Regions from separate parts of the Homo sapiens genome. Here region 1 is linked to region 2. Evidence: chromatin loops called from intact Hi-C (ENCODE). Cell type or tissue: Caco-2. All regions are shown on one strand.

Evidence for each region. Peaks named below come from ENCODE experiments on the same cell type or tissue, not always from the same donor. Only the 100,000 strongest peaks of a DNase experiment are listed, where the experiment ranks them.
Region 1: it touches region 2 in a loop (2.6-fold over the local background); 6 of 110 quality-filtered maps call a loop at or near these places.

Annotation. Positions count from the first base shown.
Region 1 is chr2:149,016,093-149,024,092 of GRCh38, forward strand. It overlaps KIF5C (kinesin family member 5C), which reads left to right. Exons shown (of 26, transcript NM_004522.3): 26 at 6,986-8,000. Among named protein-coding and RNA genes, the nearest start is that of LYPD6B, 19 kb to the right of the region's middle. In Caco-2, a CTCF peak has its summit at 1,473 (motif pointing right); DNase peaks (open chromatin) are centred at 1,469 and 4,519.
Region 2 is chr2:149,326,126-149,334,125 of GRCh38, forward strand. LYPD6 (LY6/PLAUR domain containing 6) reads left to right here and starts at 4,462. Exons shown (of 5, transcript NM_194317.5): 1 at 4,462-4,597. MIR9899 (microRNA 9899) reads right to left here and starts at 4,248; the gene lies at 4,153-4,248. RefSeq lists a silencer at 4,079-4,548. In Caco-2, a CTCF peak has its summit at 3,202; DNase peaks (open chromatin) are centred at 3,856, 4,286 and 4,646; H3K4me3 peaks cover 2,273 bases.

The DNA of each region.
Region 1 (8,000 bases), 310 kb before region 2:
AATGAGGGTTATTTGAGGAATGTTACCAAGGCTGATAAGGCAGTAGCTCATGGATCTGGGAGAACCCATCTTCATTAGAGTGGATGGGGAGGGAGTTGAGCCCAAGTAAATGAAGGTGTTGAAGCTGTGGGCAACTTAGATTGTAGCCTAGTGTGAGGGGCCACTGGGGCTGTGGGCGTGGAAGCAGTGGGAGCTGGTTCATGATTAGACAAGGCCACTCTGGGCTGGACCCTGAAGAAGGGGTAGGAATGGGGTAAGCACTGGGGGTTGCCTAGGGCGTCACTGTAGGTGGCCATGGGGGAGGGTCCGGTACCAGACCCAGGTGGTGGCAGCAGGGGAGAAGTGGCCTGAGTCAGTGCCTGCTTAGAGCTGATTCAGCTGTCAGGCTTACTGATGAGGGTTGAGAGCAAGAAGAGGAGGAAGGAAGGGAATCAAGGTAGTTCCTAGATTTTTGTGGGCTCTAGCAGTTAGGGAAACATTGGTCCCTTTTTAACCATGCCAGGGAAAATCGGGGGATGAGCAGGTTTTGTGGGAAAGCTTGGTTTCCATCATGTTGCTTATGTGCTGCCTCTCAGACATCCAGCTGAGCCCACCACGCAAGTGGGTGTGTGGAACAGGTGGCTGGATCCGTGGGTCTGGAGCACAGGAGAGAGGCTGAGGTGAGGCCAGGGCTGGAGAGTTGTGACTTGTAGATTGTGTTTATGGCCACAGGTCTGAAGGAGGCAACCTAGAGAAAAGGTGGGCACAGCAGAGAGGGGAGCTGAGGGGCGAGTTGGACCAGGCCCAGGCACTGGAAAATGGGAAGGCCAGAGAAAAGAGGTGGCACCAGCAGAGGGGCCTGAGGATCATGTGGGGGCACAGAGGTCAAGTGAAGACCTTGACCCTAGAAGGAAGGTGGTCAGCTCAGAGCTTGAGTAAGATGATGACAGAGACTGGGTGGTTGAAGAAGGCCAGGTGGCAGTGACCTTAGCATGGACTAGACAGACTAGGTGAGGAAATAGAGCCGGCAGCTGAACCCACTTTGGGGGTTTTATTTGAAGGAGATCAGAGAAATGGAGCGATGTGGTGGTAAGGTGGGGCTGCGTTGCTTTTCTGTTGTAAGATGGGAGATATTACAGCATAGTTGTGTGCGATGGTGATGGTATAGCTGAGCTGGGCAGAGGAGGAAGCACAGCTGTGGGTGGGCGGTAGATGGGGTGCATTGGGAGGCAAGATCCAGGTCACCTTAGAGCTTGTTTTCTCGTGCAGGCAAGAAGCCAGATGATCAGCTGAGAGAGAGGGAGGAAGCAGGGTCTCGCTCTTGAGACCAGAGACGGTGTAAAATCAACCTCTCAGGCAGTGCTGAGTCTTCTTTGCAGCCCCACACTTAATGTAGACACCTGATTAAACATCTGCCCAGCTCCCTCGTTTTGAGAGCCCTGGAGATCCACTTCCTTTCCAGGCAGTGCTTTGGCAAGCCAGGGGACTTGTTCAAATGTCTCCACCAGATGGCGCCAGTAGGGCATTGCTGAAACCTTAGATGTTTTCTGAAAGACGGAAGGCAGAATGGTCTTTTTTCTTGGTTTTCCTATATTTAGACCATTTTATCTCAAACTTGAGTAGTAAATAGAGTATTTTGAAAGGAATACAATTCTCACAGATCCCCAGAGTTGATTTAAATTATTTTATTATAATACAATTTGCACATTGTAAACAGTATACATTCCCTACTTACAGATCTTATACAACTGTCAAGTCAAAACAAATTTAGAAATTAAATCGAAATAAAACCACAAATAAAAAGTCCAAACCACCAAACTTCACATAATTTAATGAAAGAAGGGCTTTTTCTGAAAATAAAGAGCTAGGTGCAATGCGACCCCGGAGTGCGTTGCTTCTTGTAGAGTTTGGGATGCCTGTTTTTTGTGTGTCGTGGTGTGACTCAATTCTTTCACTCCTGTACTCCCAGCACTCTGAGAGGCTGAGGCAGCAGGATGGCTTGAGCTCAGGAGTTTGAGACAAGCCTGGACAACTTAGCAAGACCTTGTCTTTACTAAAAATAAAAAAATTAGCCAGGTGTGGTAGTGCATGCCTGTAGCTCCAGTGACTTGGAAGGGTGAGCTGGGAGGATCATTTCAGCTGGAGAGTTTGAGGCTGCAGTGAGCTGTGATCATGCCACCACACTCTAGCCTGGGTGACAGAGTGAGATTCTACCTCAAAAATAAATAAACAAATAAAAACAAATACATGAAGATTAGCCTAGTGCCTGGCACTGAACAAGCACTCCGTGCTCATCTGTGTTGTCCTCATCACCTGATCCTGTCTCCTCATTCTACATCCCAAAGAGGCGGGATGAGCTGTCAAGATCCCATAACTATGAGTGGTAGATCCTGGGCTAAGAGCGATGATCTTCTCTGCAACAGTTCTCAAAGTTCTTGGCCTTAGGACCTTTTCTCCTCTTAAAAAGGATCAATAGACTGGGTATGGTGGCTCACGCCTATAATCCCAGCACTTTGGGAGGCCAAGGCAGGAGGATCACTTGAGGCCAGGCGTTTGAAACCAGCCTTAGCGAGACTCTGTCTCAATAATAATAATAATAAAATAAAATAAATTAAAAATTAGCTAGGTATGGCAGCTTACGCCTGTAGTCCCAACCACTTGGGAGGCTGAGGTGGGAAATTGAGCCCAGTAATTTGAGGCTGTGGTGAGCCATGTTTGTGTCACTGCACTCTAGTCTGGGTGACAGAATGACAATCTTTCTCAAAAAAACAAACAAAAAAGGATCAATGAGTTTATATATATATATATGGGTTATATTTATTGATATGTATCATATTAGAAATTAAAGCAAAATATTTAGAATACTGCCGGGTTCATTTAAAAAATAGTAATAAGCCCATACATGTTACCACAAATGTGATTTGTAATGAAAATAACTATTTTCAAAACAAAAAATAGCCAAATGGCATTGTTTTACATTTTTGCAAATCTCTTTGATGCCTGGTTATTTAATAGATGGCAGCTGGATTCCCCCAGCTGTTTCTGCATTCTGTCTGTTGCGGTGTGCTGTTTTGGTTGAAGTATATAAAGATAATCCCCCTTTGTCACACCAGACAAGATTCTTGGCCATTGGACAGCTAAGAAAACTGTGGAATGGGGAAGTTGGGATCATAGTGCCCGTATCACAGGCTTGTCTGGGATTGAATGAGAGAATGTGAAAGAAGAGAGAAAAAAGTCTTAGAAGAATACCTGGCAAAAATTAGGCCCCCGTGCATGTTAGCTAATGTTAAAGTGGTCATGGGGACAGACCTGAAAAGACAGCTGAGGTGGGACTGCAGGGAGAGAGGACAGAAATAACTGTAGGTAGGTGCTGCTATGGCAGAGGACTTTGAAACTGGCAATCTCAACCCAAAGAAGGGAATTGTGGAGCACCCGGAGGCAAGAATTCCTGATTCCATCTACAGCACAGTAGGCTCCTCCACTTTAATACTCCTCAGCTTCATGGTTCTCAGAGTCATAAATTCAGAGCAACTAAAATTGTTCCTCCACAGCAGATTGTACCAAAGCTCCAATGAGATAAATCCACTTCTATTCAGCAGTGATAAGTAGAGTACAATTGGTAATTCTTATAATGTGGGGATTGAATTATAAAAAGGCAAAAGAAAAACTAAAACTATGTACTGTTTGGATTAAGCTTAAATCCACTGCAAGCAATTGCAAAAGCCCAAGTTGGGTGTGAAAACGGTCTCTAAATACTTCTTGCAAAACCCTTGTATAATTAACTTCCTTCATTAGCTTTCCCCACCCCTTCTAAAGAAAGGTGATTTTATTTCCTCCTAAATCTGGTCACACGTTGCCACTTTGAATTACCATCTCCAGTTTGGCAGAGTGCCAGGGGAAGTCCTAGAGCAGGTCAGTTGGTCCAGTCCCCTGCCTCTAAGTGAGTGAGTGGCTACTTGGAAGAGAGTCAACAGGACTGGGTTTTAAAGATTCTCCAGACTCCTCAGTCTCTCTGGGATTAGAACAGACAGAAATGCTTTATCTCAGGGCAAAACCATTTACCTTTAAAATTTATATCTATTTTCTCCCATGAATTTATCTAAGGATATGAAGATCCAGATAGTGGGAAGGATGGATGAGAGCATCCTGCTGGAATCCATGTTTCTTGGGCCTGCTGGAAAGACTTCTCAGCAGACAGGCCTGTAGAGATCCTTAACTGGGGATGAAGAGGAACGCTGCATCCTAGTAAAGAAAGGACCCTTCATTGGCAGAGTTCCTGTGCTTTTCCTCTCCTTTCTCACTCTCCTTGAGGTGACTAAACTAAGCAGGTGGGGCCTCCTTTGTGGCCCCGTGTTTCTTCCAAACTATGAGCCAAAACCTGCTGAATCTTGCCCAGCGGGGATCGGGGGCTTTGACTGAGAGGCCTTCCAGGGGGAAATTGTGTCACTTTATGGTCTGCTGGAGTTATTGAGGCCGCCCCATTGCATTTGTGTCTAGTGCTTGCTGTGTCAACACGGTTTGGCTGCAAACATTGCGTCAGGCCATAATCCCACAATCCAAGGTATGTGCTGGCACCTCTCTGCCTCCAGGCACGCAGAACGGCCATCTCATCCGACCAAGGGGATCTTATCTGACCAGGGGGATAGCGTGCGTGGAGAAATGAACCTGTGAGAAAGTGAAATGGCAGTTTCAGTGGTGGCATTCAGGCAGGCACTCCTATTGGTTTTCAGCTCAGAATGCATTTTAAATAACAACTATGACCATGCTTTTAGGTTTTTCACTTCTAATTCTGGCAATAAGCCCAAAATTTCACCAGAAAGGCCATGTTCTTCCCAAAGACATCTTACTCTCTGTGACTTCTAAAAATGACAGAAATATCACCCTCTAGGGTTGTTTAAGCCCTTCTTAGTTGTGTAGCTTTGCCACTGTGGGTGATTATACCAAATGAGTTCTGTGAATATTTTTTCTTGTCAGTGAAGAGGTGGTTTTGTTTTTGTTTTTGTTTTTTTGAGACTGAGTCTCACTCTGTCACCCAGGCTGGAGTGCAGCAGCATGATCTCGGCTCACTGCAACCTCTGCTTCCCAGGTTCAAGCGATTCTCCTGTTTCAGCCTCCCAAGTAGCTGGGACTACACATACAAGCCACCATGCCGGGCTAATTTTTGTATTTTTAGTAGAGATGGGGTTTCACCATGTTGGCTGGGCTGGTTTCAAACTCCTGACCTCGAGTGATCCACCCGCGTTGGCCTCCCAAACCAAAGTGCTGGGATTATAGGCATCAGCCACTGCACTTGGCCAAGAGGTGGTATTTTTAAAAAGAATGTGTTGTTCTGTTTTTTTTTTTCTATTCAGTTTCTGTTCCGTATTTCTTCTCCCTTTTTCACCCACTTTGCTTGTATCTGCTTTAATAACCCCTTTCTAGACTGAGAATTTTTCTATTTATATGTAACTTACATCCTGCTGATTTATGCAAAATATGTGAGGTTGCTTACAATATTATAACATATAAATCAGAAGAGTGAAGAAAAAAAAGAGCATGGTAGCGGGAATCTGAGATATTACCACAGTTGAGCACCAAATGTTGATATAAGCCTTCTAGAGGCAAAACAGAAAGCATAATGCATAATGTGTCAGGTTACAGAGGGCTTTTTTTTTTTTTTTTTTTAATCAAAAGAGAAGTTGGGCTTTTCTTAGTGGCTGTTGTATTTCCAGTACCAGGTAATTCCATGTATTTCTTAAGGATAAGGCTCTACCTCCCTCTTGTCATCCCTGTCCCCATCCCCTAGAGTACCATGAGCTCTGCACAAAACCTATAGTAAGATCTCAGAGCTAGGGCCTCCAGCCGGTGACAGGAAACAGAGCCTTTCAGTGTCTTCTGAAAGTTGAGCTTACTGATGTTGGGTGCAGGCTGACAGAGGCCATTCAGGCTGGTCTAGACGTTCATCCTGGAGATGCGCCCAGCACCAGCCGAACTTCTGGTGGGAAGTGGAATGAAATGGACAGGGGTGGTCTTTTGGAGAATCTTATTATCCGATGGAGACGAAGCATACCTTTGGGAACTGGGAACCTCTTTCTACAGAGAGTCTGGGTTAGGGGCCTTGTTGCACCTGCTTGCTATCCTAAGTGCAGGCAAATGAGAAATGTTTTAATTTCCCCCTAGGAATGAGAAAATGCATTATGTTACTCTGAATATCCATAGCCTCAACAGATACCGACTTATGGAAGAGAATGTTGAGACTGTCAGGACTAAATACTTAAAGCAAAATCAGGAAATCGGAGGTTGTGCTGTTCATGTGCCACTATCCACATGTGTCTTTTGAGCTCTCAAAATGTGGCTAAGTCCAAATTGAGATGGGCTGAAAGTGTAAAATATACACCAGATTGCAAACACTATTGTGTGAAAAAAAAAATCTCAGTAGTAATATTGTAATGTAAACGATCTCAACATGTAATACCAGTTACATGTTGAAATACTATTTAGGCTATATAAAATATATTACAATTAATCTTACCTATTTCTTTTCACTTTTTAATGTAGCCACTAGAGAATTTAAAATTAAATATGTGGCTTGGCCGGGCACGGTGGCTTATACCTGTAATCCCAGCACTTTGGGAGGCCGAGGTGGGTGGATCACCTGAGGTCAGGAATTTGAGACCAGCCTGGACAACATGGTGAAACACCGTCTCTACTAAAAATACAAAAATTAGCCGGGTGTGGTGGCAAACCCTTGTAATCCCAGCTACTTGGGAGGCTAAGGCAGAAGAATCACTTGAACCCGAGAGGCAGAGGTTGCAGTGAGTCGATATCGCGCCACTGCACCCCAGCCTGGGTGACAAGAGTGAAACTCCATCTCAAAAACAAACAAACAAAAAATATGTGGCTTGTGTTATATTTGTATCTGACAGCTCTGGTCTAAACATCTAGAATTAAACAAAACTTTTTTGAGGAGTAAATTTCTACTGTGTTTTCTAATTCCTATGTTCTCTCTTTGGTTCTCTTTCAACAGATATGACTCCACGTAGCATGTCAAGGACTACATTAATCACCAATTCCTTTATTTTTCCCCCCCTACAGTTTCCATTTTTTTTTTATACTTGCTTACTCCAGCCATCTGCAGTACACCAGTTTCAGGTCTTTTGAGCTGTGTAGAGTTTCTGTGTGTACAGATGTGTGCTCGGACTTTTCTCTTTTTGAGAAATCTGAAGGAGATGGTTGCAGAAGATCCACTTACTACTGAGAACCATTACCACCGACTCGGCCTCCGGGGTGTTGGGTGGTTTCTGGGTGGTTCCTGGAGCCTCCTCTGGGCAGTGCACTGTCCCATCTGTACGCCCTAATGTGCCATTCCCTAGAGGGGAACAACCAAGTGCCGTGGAGGCAGATGATCATGGTCTGCCTCAACTGTCTGGTTTCCTGTAAAATAAACACATTGTTTTATATTTTTAGGGAACAAAAAGTGCTGCTATAGGGTTCAAAGTTTTCCTTCTGAACACTTTTCCGAAACAAATTACCCCAAAGACACATTTTGAATATCCTGGTCACATCTTTGGATCTGTAAAATATACCTTTTAGTATGGCACCTGTTAAAATGCAAAGCAAATTTCTTTGGGGCAGAAAAACAATCTGACAGTAGCAGTGTAGAATTTGTTCATTCAAATACATCTGTGTAAATGCAAAAAGTCATAAAATTCACCTCCGAGCTGCTTGCTTTTGAACCTGCAGCAACTAGTCTTAGCCGGCCCGGTTTGAACATCGTTCTTTCAGAAGTGCTGAAAATGCTGCAAAGTTGGATAAGTGGAAATGTGGCTGCCCCTCTCCTCACTACTTCCTCTCTGATCGTTCTGAAGCTTGCATTGGGAATGGCTGCTTTCTCTAACCATTTTCAGCTTGAGTGGGTATTGCTGAAGAAATCCAACATCATTCCAGCAGTTGAAAAAGGAAGCCTTCGGGAGAAAGTGCTTGTCAAAATTTTGTTCTTTGTGCTTGTGTATGAGTAAGTTGCCATGAATAAGTTATTATTT
Region 2 (8,000 bases):
GTTTTTGGGAAAATGGCACTGATAGATTTGTTCAATGCAGAGTTACTTCAAACCTTCAATTTGTAAAAAAAAAAAATGCAGTATCTTTGAAATGCAATGAAGTGAAGTGAAATAAAACAATGTATGTCTGTATGTAGGAGTAGGATTATTGGGCTATATGGTTAGGTGTATATTGAACTTTATAAAAGTGGCCAAACTATTTTTAGTGCGGACATACCATTTTGCACCCTCACCAGTGTGGTATGAGAGTTTCAGTTGCTCTGCAGCCTCATCAACACTTGGTATTGTCAGGTTTTTTTTTTTTGCCATTCTAATAAGTGTCTAGAAGTTATCATTGCAGTTTTAATTAGCATTTCACTAAAGACTAATGATATGAGTATCATTTCATGTGCTATTTGTCACCCATATATCTTCTTTGGTAAAGTGTTTGTTCAAATCTTTTGGCCATTGAAAAAAATTTGGTTGTTTTCTTATTGCTGAGTTTTGAGAGTTCTTTGTATGTATTAACTACAATTCCTGTGTCAGGTGTATGATTTGCAACTATTGTCTCCCTGTCTATTCTTGTCTTTTCATTCTCGTAACCGTGTTGTTTGCAGAGAAAATGTTTTAACTTTTAGAAAGCCCAATTGATTTACTTTTTGTTATGTATTGTGCTTTTTGGCTTTGCATTTTCAACCTTCAATTTTTATATATTAAAAGTAAAATTTCTAAAAAAAGATTTCCTCCTAGCAATAGCAGATTATCTACATGTATGTAAATAATAATTACCTATATCTCCTAAATGTGAAATTAAATAAGACATTAGACAATTTGTGCAGAAAAAACAAATTAAAGTTAAGAAAGATGAGACAAGGATCTAATAATTTTTAAAACACGGAACTAATGTCTTTTCGATTTTGGATAATAGTTGCATGTAGACACATGAAATAAAATGCCTCATGGGGTTTCAAATACCCATTCATTTATTTACCCATTCATTTTAGAATATTTACTGAGCACCCACTATAAACCAGGCACTGTGTTCTACGTGGGGGCATATGGATTCATATGATGGGACAAAGAACTTGCAATAAATAGATCAATGGATAACACAATGTGGTAAGAACTGTGATTGACATATATTCAAAATGAACCAGGTTTCTTTTTTTTACATGTGGTAGTGTCATCATGCCTATCTCAGTATGAAATTGTTCATGTGACTATTTGATCTAAAGTCTTTCTCTCCTACTCAGGTGATGGGTGCACTACAATCTGACTTCACCACTATACAATTCACCCATGCCAAAAACCACTCGTACTTCCAGAGCTATTGAAATAAAAATATACATTAATTTAAAAAATCAGAAAGGGCTGCTTTTAAAATAATCAATAAACAAGGCTGGGCATGGTGGCTCATGCCTGTAATCCTAGCACTTTGGGAGGCCAGGATGGGCAGATTACCTGAGGTCAGGAGTTCAAGACCAGCCTGGCCAAAATGGTGAAACCCCATCTCTACTAAAAATAAAAAAATTAGCTGGGCATCAACAACTCAGGAGGCTGAGACATGAGAATCACTGGAACCTGGAAGGCAGAGGTTGCAGTGAGCCAAGATTGTGCCACTGCACTCCAGCCTGGGTGACAGAGTGAGACTGTCTCAAAAACAAAAACATGAAACAATAACAACAAAAAATAATCAATAAACAGATCTGTAGTGAGAGCTGGGCAGGTTGGGAAGGTGCAGGGTGAGACCACCTATGGTAAATGTGAGCTGGCAGACTCAGCAGGGGTGAAACAGAGGATGGCACTCAGCCATGTTGGGCAGGGGTGAGAAGGAGAGGGCTTAAAATAAATAAATAAATAAAGTGCGTCTCTCTCTTCGTGCACTCCAGGAGTGTAAATACAATGTATGTTTTCTTCATCGCGTCACTTTGCTCCAGCCTGGGCAGCAGAGTGAGACTCCGTCAAAAAAAAAAAAAAAAAAAAAAAAAAAAGCTTGCTTCTGATGTACAGAAAGAAGGCGTTGCTTAATTCTGCCCCGGGCAGTTTCGAAGACTTGATTTTTAAAAAGGTGGTATTCGAAGTGAATCTTGAAGCAAAGATAGGAACTTGCTGTTGGGGCAGGAGAGAGTTGAGAAGGAAGAGAAGCACAGCATTCTAGCACTATGAAATCTTAGACATGGGTGTGTGAAGGTCCACGGACAGGCAGTTGTAGGTGGAGCAGAACCATCCTGCCTGCGGAACTGTGAGGACAGAAGATGAGACCAACGTGGAAAGCTGGGAACGGACTGGGAAGGAAACGCCTTGCCAACCAGGCTCCATTTGAACTTCCTCACAGTGGGGTTGGAACTGAAGAATTTTAAGCTTGAAAGTGACATGATTACATTAGTGATTCTGAAATAGAGAGGGCAGCGTGTGGTCGACTGGAGAGCAGAGCAGTGAAAGCCTGTTGCTGAAGCGCTGGTAAGGCATGATGAGGTCTGGCAGTGAAATAGAGATGCTGGGAGGGATGGATCTAGAAGTCATCCTAGGAGACAGAAACACAGGACTGGGCGATTGACAAGATGTGAAGGGAAAAGCAGAAGGAAGATTTAACATTTTCGCTCTTCTGATGCCTGAGGAGTGTTGTATGTTGGTAGTCAACATTTTAAAAAAATTTTTAAATTAATATTAATGTTCTTTAGAAAATACCGTAAAGTATAAAGAACAAGAAAACCATCCATTATCCCAACACGCAGAGATAACCACTGCAGACATTTCATATGCATATCTTTCCAGCCTTCTTTGAAAATATATTTCTGAAAAGAGATCCTAAGGGTTCCATCTCTACCAGGAACTCGGCTCTCATAAACTGCATTAATACGTTGAACTTCACTTTGAACCCAAATATGAATATTTTCACTAAACTATGCACCGATTTTTTTTAAATAAAGTGAATAAGTACATGGACCGGAACTGCCAACTGGAAACTAAATGAGTGTCAGCAGTGACACCCGGGACATGCCCTCATTAGTAGATGCTAACCCGCAGAGGTAACCTGCCTAGACACGGAGAGACATTTCCAAGTTCAGGTTGATTAATTCATATTCAATTCATTCACCCTGCTGAGCCCTGCAGGAAGACAGCGCGGCAGCGATCTCCACCTTGAGGGGGCGCTAATTATTTTTTGCCTACTTGAACCCTGAGCTTGGGCAAGCCTGTGCACATACACTAAGAGAAAAACTTTCTGAGGTCTAGCAGCTGTCGATCAAAAATAGGTTATCCTAGGCCCTTCCAAATAGAGGGACTGGGGAAGGAAGTTTAATTTAAAAAAGAGTAAGAATGTTTTTATGTTGGGATGGATAGATTATTGGGAAGGCAGGGTGATTCAGGAGAGGCCTGAAAAAATGCTCCAGGGGTAGAAAATCCAAGGAGAAGGTGGAGGGGTCTCAAAGATCGACAAATAGCCACATGGCGGGCCGCCCTTACGAAGGTAGCCTTGCAGGCCAAGTTCGGGGGGAGGTGGGGAGGCTGGTTCCGAGTTTCCGGGCATATCCGTGGAGTCCTTCCAGACCTTCCTGGGGACCTTCCCCGGTCACCCCGGCTCCCCGCCGGCCCCCCGCGCTGCTCAGGGGAGAGTAGGACTATGACCCACTTCCACTCTAAGGCTCTAGATCGAACCGTCCAGGGGGGTCAAACACGATTTACAACAAGGAAGAGAAAAACCAATACGTCCCAAGAGGGCTGCAGGGGCTTTAACTGGAGGAAGGGTTGGGCAGAGGGTGGCAGTATTATGCCCTGGACTTTTTTGCACCAAACCCATAACCGGATTCCCACTTCCTAAGACCTGCCTTCCTGGCTCTTCCCACCGCCTCCATGCTCCGCCCCGCAGCTTAGGTCTTTTACTGCAAACGTCAAGTGGTCTCCGCCTTCCCTGGGTTCGGAGCTTCACTTGCTCTTGAGCTCTGCGGTCCGGCGGATTTCGCGGGGCCCAGGGGATGGCGGGGAGTGAGATTTGGCCAGGGTCATTTCACACTGCCGGGCCTGCAGCCACGCACGCAGCTGCTGGCCCGGCTGAGGCTGGCGGCTAGGGAGAGGCGCCAGGGGGTCGCGCACAGGAAGGTATCGGTGCACCCTGAGCAAACACTGCTCGCTTCCAACGCTCACTGGGAACAGGCTTCCCGGGAAGGTCCCAAATCTCTCCAGTTCCGCTCACCCTGCGGGCGGGAGCGCGGCGCCCGGGTGCCCCACCTGCGCCGGGCGGTCGGCTCCCGCTGGCCGGAGTTTGCAGACTTGGCGCTCAGGCCGATTCTCCCGGAGTTGGGCCGCGCGCGCCGGGCCAATGAGCGCGCCCCGCGGAGGGCTCCGCTCCCCCCGCGCGCGCTGATTGGTCCCGCGGCCCTCGAGGCCGGGCCGGCCGCGGCTGCGGGCGGCGGCCAGTGCCCGGCGCGAGTGGGAGTGGCGCGCGCGCCCCTAGCCGCCCCCCGCCTCTCCCCGCTGCGCTCCCTCGCTCCTTCCCTGAGCTCCCGGGCTCCGGCAGCGGGCTGGCGGGGCGCCGCATTGCACACTCTGGGGGCGCCGCAGTGTTCGTGGGATGGGGCAGCGGGCTGCAGCTGGCGGCCGGAATCCGCGCGCAGCCCGGGTGAGTAGAGGCGGGCTTCCCGGGAGAGCACAAAAGAACAGGGGATTGGTGCCAGCGGCCCCGGCTTAGGCGGGGCCTGGCCAAGGCAGGGAGTGCGCTGAGTCCCTGGAACTACCCGATGCTAGGGCAGTCCCCTGGGGCCAGAGGAACTGGGGTCCCGGCCTCCGGCGTTTTGCCCCTAGTGGGCAGAGAGCCCCGCGAGTAGCCTGGACGGGTCCAGAGGGGCGTGTGTACTCGTGTGTGTTGGGCTGGCGCGTGGAGGGTGGGATGGAAAGGTCAGGAGCTGCCAAGTTCAAGGCTGGAGGAACCTTTCCCAGGAGTAATTCAGCATCTTCTCACGGCCCAACATGCGTCCACCAGGAACTCCAGCCGGAGGGAGTTCCTGGGCGGCGGACTGGCAGCACCCCACATGTTGCTGCGGGGCGGGGGGCAGTGGCGGTAGCCCGGCTGCGGCCACCCGGAGCCTCTAAGGGAGGTGCAGTGTGCTGGAGGTACCTCCCCGCCGCTGCAAGACCACGCTAGGCCTTTCAGCCATCCACCCCGACAACCCAGGGAAGGGACCATCCACCCACAGAGTTGGGATTTGGCCTGGGCTTGACTTGGCGACCTGTTTTTCTCTCCGGTAACAGCAGTTCCGTTGATTCACATTTGGCTAAGCGTTCAGTTACAACCTAAAGCTCACTATCTGACGGTCTGACTCGCTCTGACCCCCACCATATCCTCACTATCTCTACCGCTGCCCTCCTCCAGTCCCCTCTCCCGCCCCAGTATCTGCCCTGCTCCTCACTGCGGGGCTCAAAACTTGGTGTTTGAGCATGATTGCCTTCGGTGTGGTCCTTGGCATTTTCAAGTGTCACAATCACATCCCGTTTCCTAGAGGACTCCAAAGACTTGTTATAATGGGATCGGGGGAGAGAATTGGGTGGGGGGGAATGGAAGAGGGTCTTTGGTAGTCACTTGTTGGAAGAACAGCATTGACCTCCCAGAGCATATGACAAAAAGAATGTTAAGCTTCTTTCTATGGTAACCTACCCAAGGTGTGACCTCCAAAATTCAATTTTCTTTGTGGGAGGCAAGGGAGTTTAGATTCTCCAGGGGGAAGCTTATTTCTTGTTAAATTGACTTGCGGTGACATACACACTGTTCTGCTCTGCTCTGGCCAGCCATTGCAGATGCCATGATATTATTAGAGCAATTCCCTTAAAGCCATTACATTTTCTTTCGAGTGAGAGGAACTCGAGCTAGCTGTTTAAAATTTTGGATCTGCACCTTATTTCTCTAGAAGACATTAATGGTTACTGTATATGCGCTCACGTGTACCAAGTTTGCAAAAGGTATTTGTGCAATCGCCCATGAAATGGGTTAATGCACATTTATGTTAAACCCATTTAAATGTAAAACATCTATCTGTTTTCAATTTTAGTTTCCACCTCGACCAAAGGCACCAGACTGAAATAAGACTTAAAAGAGGCTTCCTTGTTTAAATAGAGGTTTATAGAACTCTAGTCCTGAGAGCACACAGTAAGCTTTCTGAGCTTGTAGGCACACAAAGCTTGTTAAAAATTGTGAAATGGTTCCTTGAGTTAGAAATAATGGAAATGCTTCCAGACCAATTAAGACAGACAATTGATGAAGCTACACTCTCAAGCTGTTGACAGTCTTTGTAAGGTGAATGTTTATAGTACATAATGCATAAATCGGGCTGATTCTAGGCAAATAATATCAAGTAAAAAACCATACCATGTGTTGTATCATACTGGATAGTTTATATGGCATATTGAAATCTACTATTAAAGTGTCTGAGGAAATCATATCTTTATCATCCCCATTTCACAGATGAAACAACTGAGGCTTTCAAAGATTGACTTTTCCAAGATCAATAGCAGAGTTCAGTCAAGTGTTTTTCAAATTCTTTCCTACCTCACCCGTTCCCTTCCTTCCTTCCTTTTTGGTGTTTACCTACTTCTTTGTTGTTTACCTACTTCTGATTTCTGCACCTCTTTTTACTGTTTAACCCATAGCTTGAGGGACCATTGTGAATCATCCCCAAAAGGCTTTGCTGTCTGCTCAATATCATTTAGCTCCCACTAAGGTGAGGGCTGATAAAGAATTAAGGTGAAAACTAGGAATAGTTTTAAAGAGCTACCCTTTTCAAAGAGATACGTTATTTTTGCTAATGAGTTGTTAAAGGTACATATAATCAAACCCCTAAAGGATGATGTCCTAATTGTAATGTTTCAGAAAGACAAGTAACAGTAGGAGAGATGTGTGAGAAATATGTAAGTCTCCTATTTTATAAACACACTCCTTATAAGCTCTGTAGACGATTAACAATAGAAATAATAAATGAATATCTCATTAGTGCTATTCTTATTTTAAAAAGAATTGACAAAATAGATGACTTAAATAAAATCAGAACTACTCTGGAAACACAAAAAGCACCCACTTATCAAAAGTCCTGAAATCCTCATTGACTAGTGTACAAATGTAGCAGAAGACATTGGTTAGAGAGAAATCATATTTTTACTTGCAAAGCTAGCAATAAGAAGCGTACAGATATCTGCCTATCTGATTATTTTTTAAGGGCTCATCATCTGCAAATCTTTTCTTGGAAAATGATTGCTTACAATATTTACTTGTGTCATTGCATACTATTTATTAATGAGATTAATCTCATTTGCAATAACGTGGTTAAGTGTTGAGCTTACTACTAGTAAGTCTTGGTTAAGTATGTGGGCTTTGGATTCAAGTCTTGTCTTCACATACACTAACTGTGGGACTTCAAAAAATGATAGAACTTCTCTGTGCTTTAGTTTTCTTATGTGTAAAGCATGAATAATGCACCTACCTCATGCAGTTTTTAAAATTTATTCATGCAGCAAATATTCAGCAATTGCCTATTAGGTACCAGCTCTGCTCTAGATGCTAGGGATACATGTGCAAACTCCTTGCTAATGAAGTTTACCGTCTGGTGCCTGAAATCTAATGACACAATGCATTTAAAATGCTTGGGATGGGACCTTACACCTACCAAATGCCCCGTTATTGTTAGCTGTTGGTATCATACATTCTTTCAGGAACTGTTCAGAGTGCCTACCAGATGTAACACAGATTGCAGCATGTAATGATGAATGATATGTGTTTCAATTCAATTAAGTCTTCTAATGGAAGAGGGGACTCCAAAGAAGGACATCAAGAGTATAATCAGTCTCTAAAAGGGAATTCAATGCTGATATGTTAGGGAAGAAATGAAAAGAAATACTTAATTTACCCATAAGAAAGTGGGAAGCATACGAATTACCTTATAGAAACCCAAAAGTGATAAGAAAAACAAGTCTTGTACCCAAGCTCTGTAAAACACTAAACTCATAGTGAAAACACATAGGGAAAGTAAAGAAAAGAA